Regions from separate parts of the Homo sapiens genome. Here region 2 is linked to region 1. A link is a loop called in an ENCODE intact Hi-C map of the cell type or tissue named here. Cell type or tissue: GM12878. All regions are shown on one strand.

Region 1 (5,000 bases):
CTTTAGTCATCATCGTCTATAAAACTTAAATGAAATTTATGAAAAATTATTCCTTGCATTTCTTTAGTTCTCCATTTCATTTAAAGGACTGAGGATAAACAGCCAATAAATGAGCCTCCTCAGCATTAAAATATTGATCTTTGTATTTATGCTCTATATTAAATTTATAGCATCCAAGATCGAATGTTATTATCGACCAACATGATGACCTCTCAGATCCACAAAGCTGGAGGTGAATCAATATGAGGCTAGACAGGAAATCTCCTTCATTATTTTAATTGTCCATAGTACTTATGAGTAACTACTCCACACTGAGTTTCTCATTTTCTCAGTGTGGAGTAGTTAAATTCAGTCAGGAGGCCTGTCTTTGAATTCCAGCTCCAGCCCCTTAGTCATCAAGTGCCTTAGATAAACCCATCATTTTCAGTGGTGCTTGCCTTTTTCCTTACCTATAAAATAAATCTCCTGCTTAGATTATCTCTGTGGTCTCTTCTGTGTTGTGTAGCATTATTAATATCTAACCTTATAATGGAGAGGGATGGAAAATAGAATATCTGGGCAGGTAAAAGTGATCTGAGACATGGTTAAGCAGCTCATAGGCTTTTGACTATAAGAATTCTTTTTAATATCAAAATATGACTAATTTTTCACAATAGTTTCAAAATCCATTGAGAACATGTTAGAGACAAACAGCTATTATAATTTTAATGATGATTTGTATTGATTTATGTTTTATTAAACACTGTAGCATCTTCATAGTGGACATATATATGTAATATACATGGATGCAAAGTCTATGGACAATGCTTTATCTTGCACATGGGTTTTGAATCCCTTGGTATAAATAAGATAATGTAAATAGAAGTATTAAATTCAAAGTCTGATACATAGGAAGGCTCAAGAAATGGTAAATGTCATCATCAACAGCAGCAGTGTACAAGGAGTCCTCAGCACACAGGCAGGAATGACAGAAAGTTACCATCTCTTTACTCATGTGGAAAGAACACCAATCCTAAGATCTGACTACAGGTTGTAAGTCCCAGATCTGTCACTAATCAGCTACGTGACCTTCTGCAAGTCACTCTCCTCTTTGGCCTTCAGTATTCAAAGTCAAAAGAAGGAATAAATCAGAATAACATTTTTTTTTGCAGCTCTCAAGTGCATCTCCTTCTGTACACGTCTATCAGGAACTGAGCTAAAGATTCTAAGAAGTTTAATTCATTTTTGTCCAGATAAATGAGCATCAATCATGGTTCACGTTTCCCAAACACGATTATACAGCGAAGTGCAAATTGGCACTATCTCCAGAGAAAATGATTTAATCATATCTAACAAAATTACAAATGTAGACTCCTTTTGATCCAGCAGTTCTATTCCTAGGAATATATCCTAAAGATAATATGCTCGCCCATATGCAGAACAGTATTTACACAGGTCATTCCCTGAAACATTGTATATAATAAGGCAAGATGGGAAACAGCTAAATGTCCAACCATAGGGGACAGACTAAACAATGTTAGTAAAACGATGGTTCATTTATACTATGAAATGCTAGGCTTCTGTAAAATAGACAAAGAAGGCCTTCATGTATGCATATGGAAAGATACCCAAGACACATTACAACATAAAAATAAAATTCAGAAAAGCACACTAACATTAGTGTTAAAAAAAATTCCTCTACCGATGTAGGGAAGAATATAGGTTTGTTTTAGCTACATGCATAAAACATCTCTGGAAGGATAAACTAGCAGTTAATAAGAGTGGTTACCTACTAGAAGAGTGACAGAAACTATGAAGATGGGGGAGGGAATATGGGGAGGAAACTTTTCACTGCTTTTATTTTTTGATGTTCAAGTTATGTGAATACATTAGCTATTCAAAAATTAAATAAAACATTTAAACAAAGAGTATATGATTTATTAATCCATATTCTGGAATCCCATTTACCCTGTCCTTATAAAATGTAAAGATCATTAATGTGCTTTCCAAAGATGAGCTTATATCATTACACATATAAAAATACTCTTAAAGAAAAAGATAGATATAATTTCAAGGAATTTAACAGAATGACTCCCCTAGGTATATCTTTCTTTTATTTTCCTAGCCTCAATAATTTCTTTATATTAAAAAATTATTTTCAGATAAATATAGGGTTTAAATGATGAACAAGAGGGCATTTTTTTCCTACATGGCCAGCATCAACCATTAAAGTTTTACTATAATTTTAATATGTACACTGAGTGTGACATCAGTTTACATATTAAAGTGGTAACGTAGGATAGGAGCATACTTTTTTTTTTTTTTTTTTTTAAGACAAAGTCTCGCTCTGTTGCCCAGGCTGCAGTGCAGTGGTGCAATCTTGGCTCACTGCAACCTCTGCTTCCTGGATTCAAGCAATTCTCCTGCCTCAGCCTCTTCAGTAGCTGGGATTACAGGCATGCACCATCACACCAAGCTAATATTTGTATTTTTAGTAGACACAGGGTTTTACCATGTTGGCCAGGCTGGTCTCGAACTTACCATGTTGGCCAGGCTGACCTCAAGTGATCCACCCACCTTGGTCTCCCAAAGTGTTGGGACTAAAGGCGTGAGCCACCACACCCGGCCAGAGCATACTTCTTATGCTCCTCCTTTGGTTATCTCCTCCTTTGGTTACCTCAACAACCAAAGAATTTTGAATAATTGTCAAGAATTTTTAGAGATTAAGAAAAGACTATGTAAAAATTTAATCTACGCCTACTTTTCAAGCAACCCAGAGAGACAGAATAATGTGCCCAAAGTCAGAGATCAATGTGGGGAGATAATGACAGCATCACAATGACAACATCACAGTGACAATATGATTATGAGTAAGTTCCTCTCAAGGTGACTCCTTATGGAAAGAAATGAATGGCATACATTTGTATGTATACATTTTGGCATGTTTGTCATGAATCTCATTACTTTAGCCTCATGCTTGTATACATGCAAATTCTGGTTAGCTTTGTGGTTAGATTTGTTGCAATATGCAACAAATTACCACAAAACGTGGTGGTTTAACACAGCAACCACCATCCTATTATTTCTTTTGGCTTCTATGGGTCAGACCTTCTGCAATGGCTTGGCTAGGGGGTTTGGCTTAGGGTCTCTCATTTGGTTGTAGTCAACTGGTGGCTGGCACTGGAGCAGTGGAGGACTGTGGGAGCCAAAGGCTGGACTGACATCTTTCTCTCTTCATGTGGTCTCAAGGACTCTCCATGTGGGCTAGTTTGGGTTTCCTCACTGCACAGCAGCCTCAGAGCAGTTGGATAACTTAAATGACAACTCAGGGCTCTAAGAGCAAGTGTACCAGCAGGTGGACGCCATGTTGCCTTTTATAACACAGGCTTGGGAGTCACACAGCATCACTACCACAATATTCTACTGGTTGCCAATGTCACAAAGATCTCATATTTTTTCAGATGGAAGGACCTAGACCTCACCTCTTGATGGGAAGAGCAGTAAAAAAATTTTGAACATATCTTAAAACAGCTATAATGCAGGACTCCCCAGACAGTTGGCGCTTTATTTTGGTGAGCCCCAAGTACAAAGTCAGGTGGCAGATAAATAAGAAATCAGAGAAAAGGCTGAGATGATTAAAACTTTACCAGTATGGAGTTCTCAGACCTATTATCTCAATCAGTCAACTGCTAATTTAATAAAAATCTGAGGTAGCCAAAGATTGAAACATGAGATTAGTATTAATTGTAAACACAATCTAATTTGGGAATAATGAATGTAATTGTAGCCCCTAGATAGAAATGACTGGCACAGTGCTGGTTTAGTTCTTTTGTTTTATAATGTGGCAGGAACCTGTGGACAGAGGAAAGGGCAGACATGGCTGTCACAGAATTAGCATCATAACTTCCTATGAGTGGTGAAAGTGATGTTATTTCCCTAAAGTGTCCAGCTCCACATTCAAGAAAGGAAAAGCAGCCTTTGTGCACTGAAGCCCTCTCCTACAGCACTCAGGAAAGCCACGAAAACAGCAATGCGATTTGTACATTTAATCAGCATTTCAAATGCAACCTCTTGAAGAGCTATGGAAAATGAGATGGCAGGCCCTTTTGTGCTTCATCAGACTAAAGTGTGGCAAGACAAATGGAATCTGTTTTTGCTCATCTATTTCTGAAATCAATCAGTCTGTAAATCAGCTTCTTTGTTCTGAAGAGATAACTATCGCACCACTTTGCACTCCCCCACTCCTATTTATCCTGGGAAATTAGTCTGAATTATAGAGAAAAGGAGGATAGGATATAAGGTTTTCTTTGAAAGAGGTGTGGGGGAGAGCCTACTTTCATTTCCAAAAGTGTAAATTGAAAAATATGTGATTGAAATGCCAAATAAATATTGAAAGCAGTAGAATTATTTACAAAGATTCAATCAGACTTATCCTTGGCAAAACAAATGCAGCAAAAACATTCTGTGAAAAAATATTAGCATAATGAATTTTAAAACAAATGAGAGAGCACAGATAGGTTGCTCTCATCATTTTCCATTTGAGAAGCAACTGCGCTACATTCAAACTGTTAATGAACAGTCAGACCAAGTGTAGAATCAATTACACATTGCTTTCATTCACTCCATTCTTGTATTCATAAGCATAATCGGTCCTTCTAACAGACTGCATAATAATGCTGTGCCTTGTCAATCATATCAAATTGCATGAATTTTAAGAAGAAAACCAATGCATGGAATTAAACTGATTTTCTTTTTTAGAGATACAACCACAAAACTGAGCACTAAAGGTACTATTTGTAAATCTTACTGGCCAATTTATATAAGCACCACCAATCTATGACCTGAAACAGAATACTTGAAGTTCAGTTAACAGAAAATTGAATTACCACCTGATAGCATTACAAAGTAAATGCTGCCTCTTCTTTCCACATAGGTCAGTGTTTTCATATACACATTTCGAAGTTTGTTTTTATTATATTTCAAGAAACAATCAATTGTCTATAAGATGTTCCTTTTCAATC
Region 2 (5,000 bases), 590 kb after region 1:
TGCAAAGAAGGGCCTCTCATTTATGAACACTATTGTGATGGACATTCTTTTTGGGTAGAGATAATTCAATATCAATGAGCTTTATTTACTTATGAGTATGATCAGTATTGCTGCTTTTTGGAAAGTTGGAAAATGGAGCATTTTAGTGACTTTTCTAGGTACAAATCTGGCTTTGTCACCTTTGCTAGTGGGTGTAGTGAAGGAACCTCTAGCCCAAACCATGACAAGATGAGTGAAAGCATTGGGAAGAAGTCAAGCAATAATTGAAATAGCCACAGGATAGTAATACTAGGACAATGCCAGAGTGCCTCTCCAGGGGCCTCTGATCATGAGGAAAACGGAAATAATTCAACACTGATTGTATAACTGTGATATCTGCAATTTTAAACTCCCTCTTTAGGATTTTCCTGGAGTTTCTTTCTGACAACTATAGGGACACCGCTCCTTGAAGACACAGGCCACACCACCTTCACCTCCATATCCTCATTGCACTCTGCACTCAATAAATATTCATCAGGGGACTGTGGACTAAAATGCTAACCCCAGAGTTCTCTCTGGCAAAGAAGACTAGAACAAAAGTTCTCCCTGCAGATTGCCCAGACATGAAGGGATTGAGATTCAGGATGTGACATGAGTCTAAACTTTTTATTCTCTCCCTTGCAAGAATTATGCCCTGAGGGCATAACTTCCTGTCTAGAGCTATTATACTCTGGCAAACACATAATTTCAGATGAAAGAGAGAGAGCAGGTCCAGGGTTTTTACTTTTAAACATGCTATGCCTATTTTGGATATCTTAACAATAAAAAGCCTTCAGCATTGAAAACCAGAGGTCTTTCCTATCATTCTATGCCCCACAACATTTACAGACTTACAGGCAATTCAAGTAAAACTCTCTCAGGAAGTCCTGATTTGCCCAAATTCTCTGAACAGTTCTGCTGACAGGACCATATAGGAAAATAAATTAAACTCCAGTTGGGCGGGGGGAGGGATAAGAAGGAAAAAGCCAAAATTGTGACCAAATGTTAGGCATGAAAAACAGTCACAAGGTTTATGAATAATATGTGATCAAAGAAGCACATGGAAAGGAGGAATATACAAATCGATGTGAAAACAGCAAATTACTTCCAGTGGTGGCCTTTACAAAATTCATTTGAGAAATGCTTATTAAATGCTTACTCTGTGCAAAACACTGAAGAAATTTAACAATGGACAAGGCATCATCTTTGCTCATTCAGTGTCCATCCTCCAAAGGGATGACAAGCTTATGGAAAAGTGTAACTCAAGCTGGTAATGTGGCAGACATTACTTAGAAATGAGAGAGGGAAATGTCCTACTTCAGGCCACATCTCAGATGGATCTTGAAAGGTGAGTAGACTTTTGAAAGGCAAGGTGGGAAAAGGCATGTCAGAAGTGGGGGTGTGGCGGGTTGTGGGAAATGGCACGCCCAGGGGGCTGTGAAGAGAGCAATGCTCCTGGACCCAAAGTGTCAGGTGAGGAGAGCATCAGAAATAACGCTACAAAATAAATCAAGGCCAGGCTGAGTTTATATTTAACTTCAGATGAAATAAGGAGCCAAACAATATGTCTATGCAGGAAAATTAGATGGCCATGGTAGTGTTTCAGGAATATTAACCCAGTGGCTATAAGAGAGAATGCCATAGGGGAATACTAACATGAGGTGGCCAGTTAGGAGGCTATGATGATACCCCAGTCTTTAAATTAAAAAGGCCTGAGGTGGTTTCAATGGACTTATGTGTCTGGTGATGTTTTAAGTATGTGAAAACTCAAGAGGGAGGTCGTTTAAGGACAGGATGTGGGAGAGAAGGAAGCGAGAGTCAGAGATGACTGCCAAGGGAAGCCTCGATAACTGGGATGATGGTGACTCTAAAAGGAGAATTCGGAGCCAAGAGGAGTTGCTACCTCAGGAAAAAAGATGATGAATTTGGTTTTTTTAAGTTTATTTGAATTTAGTTCATGCGAAGGCAGCCCATCCAGGTGGCAATATATAGCAGGTAACTTTACATGCAACACCAGTTGGAGAAATAGGGATTTTTTATTTATCACCAACTCAGAGTAGTTGAGTGAAACTGCTTTTCTCATTGGCTTCAATTTCCTTTGAAGAAGATTAAATATGAATAAAGATTACCAGAGTAGGCTGAATGATGGCCCCCAAAGATACCCCTGCAACCTGTAAATGTTACCGTCTGTGGAAAAAGGGTCTTAGCAAATGAGATTAAGAATTCTGAGATGGGGAAATTATTCTAGATTATCCAGATGGGCTTAAAATGAATCACAAATGTCTTTATAAAAAAGACACATGGGGAAATTCAACCCAGACAAATAAGGGGAAGGCAACGTGACCACAGAGGCAGAGACTGGAGTGATGCAACCACAGGCCAAAGAAGGCGAGTGGCCACTACTGGCAGGAAGAGGAAAGAGAAAGGTTCCTCTCCAGGGCCTCTGCGGGAACGCAGCAGAGCTCCCCCACATCTGGACTTCCACACCGCGACACTGATTTCAGACTTCTGACCTCCAGAACAGTGAGAGAAAAAATTTCAGTTGTTTCACATCACCAGGTTTGTGGTGGTTTGTTACAGCAGCCACAGGAAACTAACACTATTTCAAATAATTTCTACCACTTAAATGAGAACTTTCAATATATGCCTAAATGGTGATAATCAAGACAATGTTTTTTAATTCAAAGAATTTCTTGTATTTTACATTAAAATATTATCATAAGAGATCATTTTTTGTCACAAAGTTCTTCGGAGTTAGAGAAGCCATGTTTCAAAAACATCTCAATTTATTTAATTTTGTTTACTATACTTTTAAATAAACATCTCTGTATCAGACACCAAAAACTTTTAACTATCTACTACCTTCCACTTTCCAGACTAAATAAGGAATGTCACAAATTAACAATAGCAGGTTGGTATTGAGATACTATCAATAATAACATAAAAACAGCAAAAATGAAAACCACAAATGTAGAAAAGGGGCTTGGTGGAGAAAAGAACCCTTATCATTATGTACTTAAGAAAACAGAATAACATACTTCCTAAATATTATGTTTGCTGCATGAATTACAAATATATTGACAATTTCCCATATCTACCATATTTTACAAATTTGTTTTTACCTATCCAATCATATAACCAAAGAGTTCCATAAAGAAAACAGGTTTTCATATTGTAAGTTCTTAAATATTTCCTTACATGTTTCTAACTTTTAACCTTGACATATAATATTTAAATTAAATTCTAAATATCTTAAGAGAAAATGAAGGACTGATTTTTGCCAGAATTATTCCTTATGCAGTCATATTTAGAATGACCACCCTTAATAGAAAGAGAAGCATCATTCACACTACAGTAAGCTTACTTTCTCTGTAAGTGTCCTTAGACTAATATAATCAATATTCCTTATAGCCAGATTACTTCATCTTAAAAAAAAAAAGCAGGCAAAAAGACTTCTGAATCTCAGGGAATAGCTAGTTTGAAAATTCAAATGTTATTTTAATAAATTACAAAATGAATACCACACTTATTTTTTAAAACAACTGAAATTTTTTCTTACTCAGATGGCCATTGTCTAAGAGTCCAACTGGCATGCTCATTGCAGTAGCATACCTGAAGTTACAACAACACAGCAAAGATTGTCAATGGCATGTAACTTCATAAAGATCCTGTCAAAAGACAAAATTACAACAAATTTAAAGATATAATTGGTTTTTCTTTTTCTTTTTCTTTTTTGAGATGGAGTCTCGCTCTGTCGCCCAGGCTGGAGTGTAGTGGCGCAATCTCGGCTCACTGCAACCTCCGCTCCTGGGTTCACGCCATTCTCCTGCCTCAGCCTCCTGAGTAGCTGGGACTACAGGCGCCCGCCACCATGCCTGGCTAATTTTTTTATTTTCATTTTTAGTAGAGACGGGGTTTCACGGTGTTAGCCAGGATGGTCTCAATCTCCTGACCTTGTGATCTGCCCACCTCGGCCTCCCAAAGTGCTGGGATTACAGGCGTAAGCCACCGTGCCCGGCCCGGTTTTTCTTAAATTTAAAGATCCAATAGGCTTTTATTGAATTCTAAAGTCGGGCAACATCTCATTCCAGAAAACAGAATGAGTGTTCTAATGAACTGATCAGGAGTATGGCTTTATAGGCAGAAAAGGGCTAAGAAAAAGCAGAAACCGTGAACAAAAGAGAAGTGGTTGTTTCAAAGTTACTTTCCTTATGGAATTAAAACAGAGACGACTTCCTTATCATGCCAGCTCAGGTAAACTGGGCCCCTTCTGATTGGTTGCTGTAAATCTCCTCTTTTGAAAAACTGGCTTGTTTCAAAGTTCAGTTTGATTATGTGGCACAGCGATTCCATTCTGGTTTTGTCTGGTCTGTTGGGCCTAGTGCTGGAACTCAGTCCAAAGCAATGAACTCTTGTAAATTTCATTTAACGATTCCATATATTCTTTTAAAAAATATTAAAAATTTAAAAAATAAGACAAATAGAAATGTACTGATAAATTCCAAACTGCTTAGTAAGGTGGAAAATCACAGCTGTTACAGACACACAAAAATAATTCTGTAAGTGAATTATGTTCTTGTTGAGTGGCAAAATGTAAAACAAAAACAAAAACAAAACTCAAGAATCTGTACATCAGGGAAAATGTTTAAAAGTGTTAGATTCAAATAAAGATCTGTAGATCATCTCCTTGAAAGGATATTCTAAGCATATTTCAAAAGGGATTAAATAATAAGGAACTCTTTCAAATGTAGATAACTATATTTTTTTAATTTAAATTTTGTTCACCTATCTTCTACAAATGCTTATAAATGCCTAAATGAATTTATTTTCTTGACAATGGGCATATTTTTAATCAAACACTAGAGATGCAGGCTGGTGAGAATCAATTAAAATCCTATTGTGTAAGTGTTCAATAATCTAGAAGGAAAGGCATTATAATTAGAAGTAATCTGCATATATAATTTACGTTGTTTGGAAAGCCT

Evidence for each region. Peaks named below come from ENCODE experiments on the same cell type or tissue, not always from the same donor. Only the 100,000 strongest peaks of a DNase experiment are listed, where the experiment ranks them.
Region 2: it touches region 1 in a loop (2.3-fold over the local background); 1 of 110 quality-filtered maps calls a loop at or near these places.

Annotation. Positions count from the first base shown.
Region 1 is chr20:15,222,270-15,227,269 of GRCh38, reverse strand. The region is part of intron 5 of MACROD2 (mono-ADP ribosylhydrolase 2); the gene reads right to left. Among named protein-coding and RNA genes, the nearest start is that of MACROD2-AS1, 300 kb to the right of the region's middle. In GM12878, no CTCF peak of the experiment used is centred here; no DNase peak of the experiment used is centred here; H3K27me3 peaks cover 169 bases.
Region 2 is chr20:14,630,527-14,635,526 of GRCh38, reverse strand. The region is part of intron 4 of MACROD2 (mono-ADP ribosylhydrolase 2); the gene reads right to left. Among named protein-coding and RNA genes, the nearest start is that of MACROD2-IT1, 79 kb to the right of the region's middle. In GM12878, no CTCF peak of the experiment used is centred here; a DNase peak (open chromatin) is centred at 2,428; H3K27me3 peaks cover 120 bases.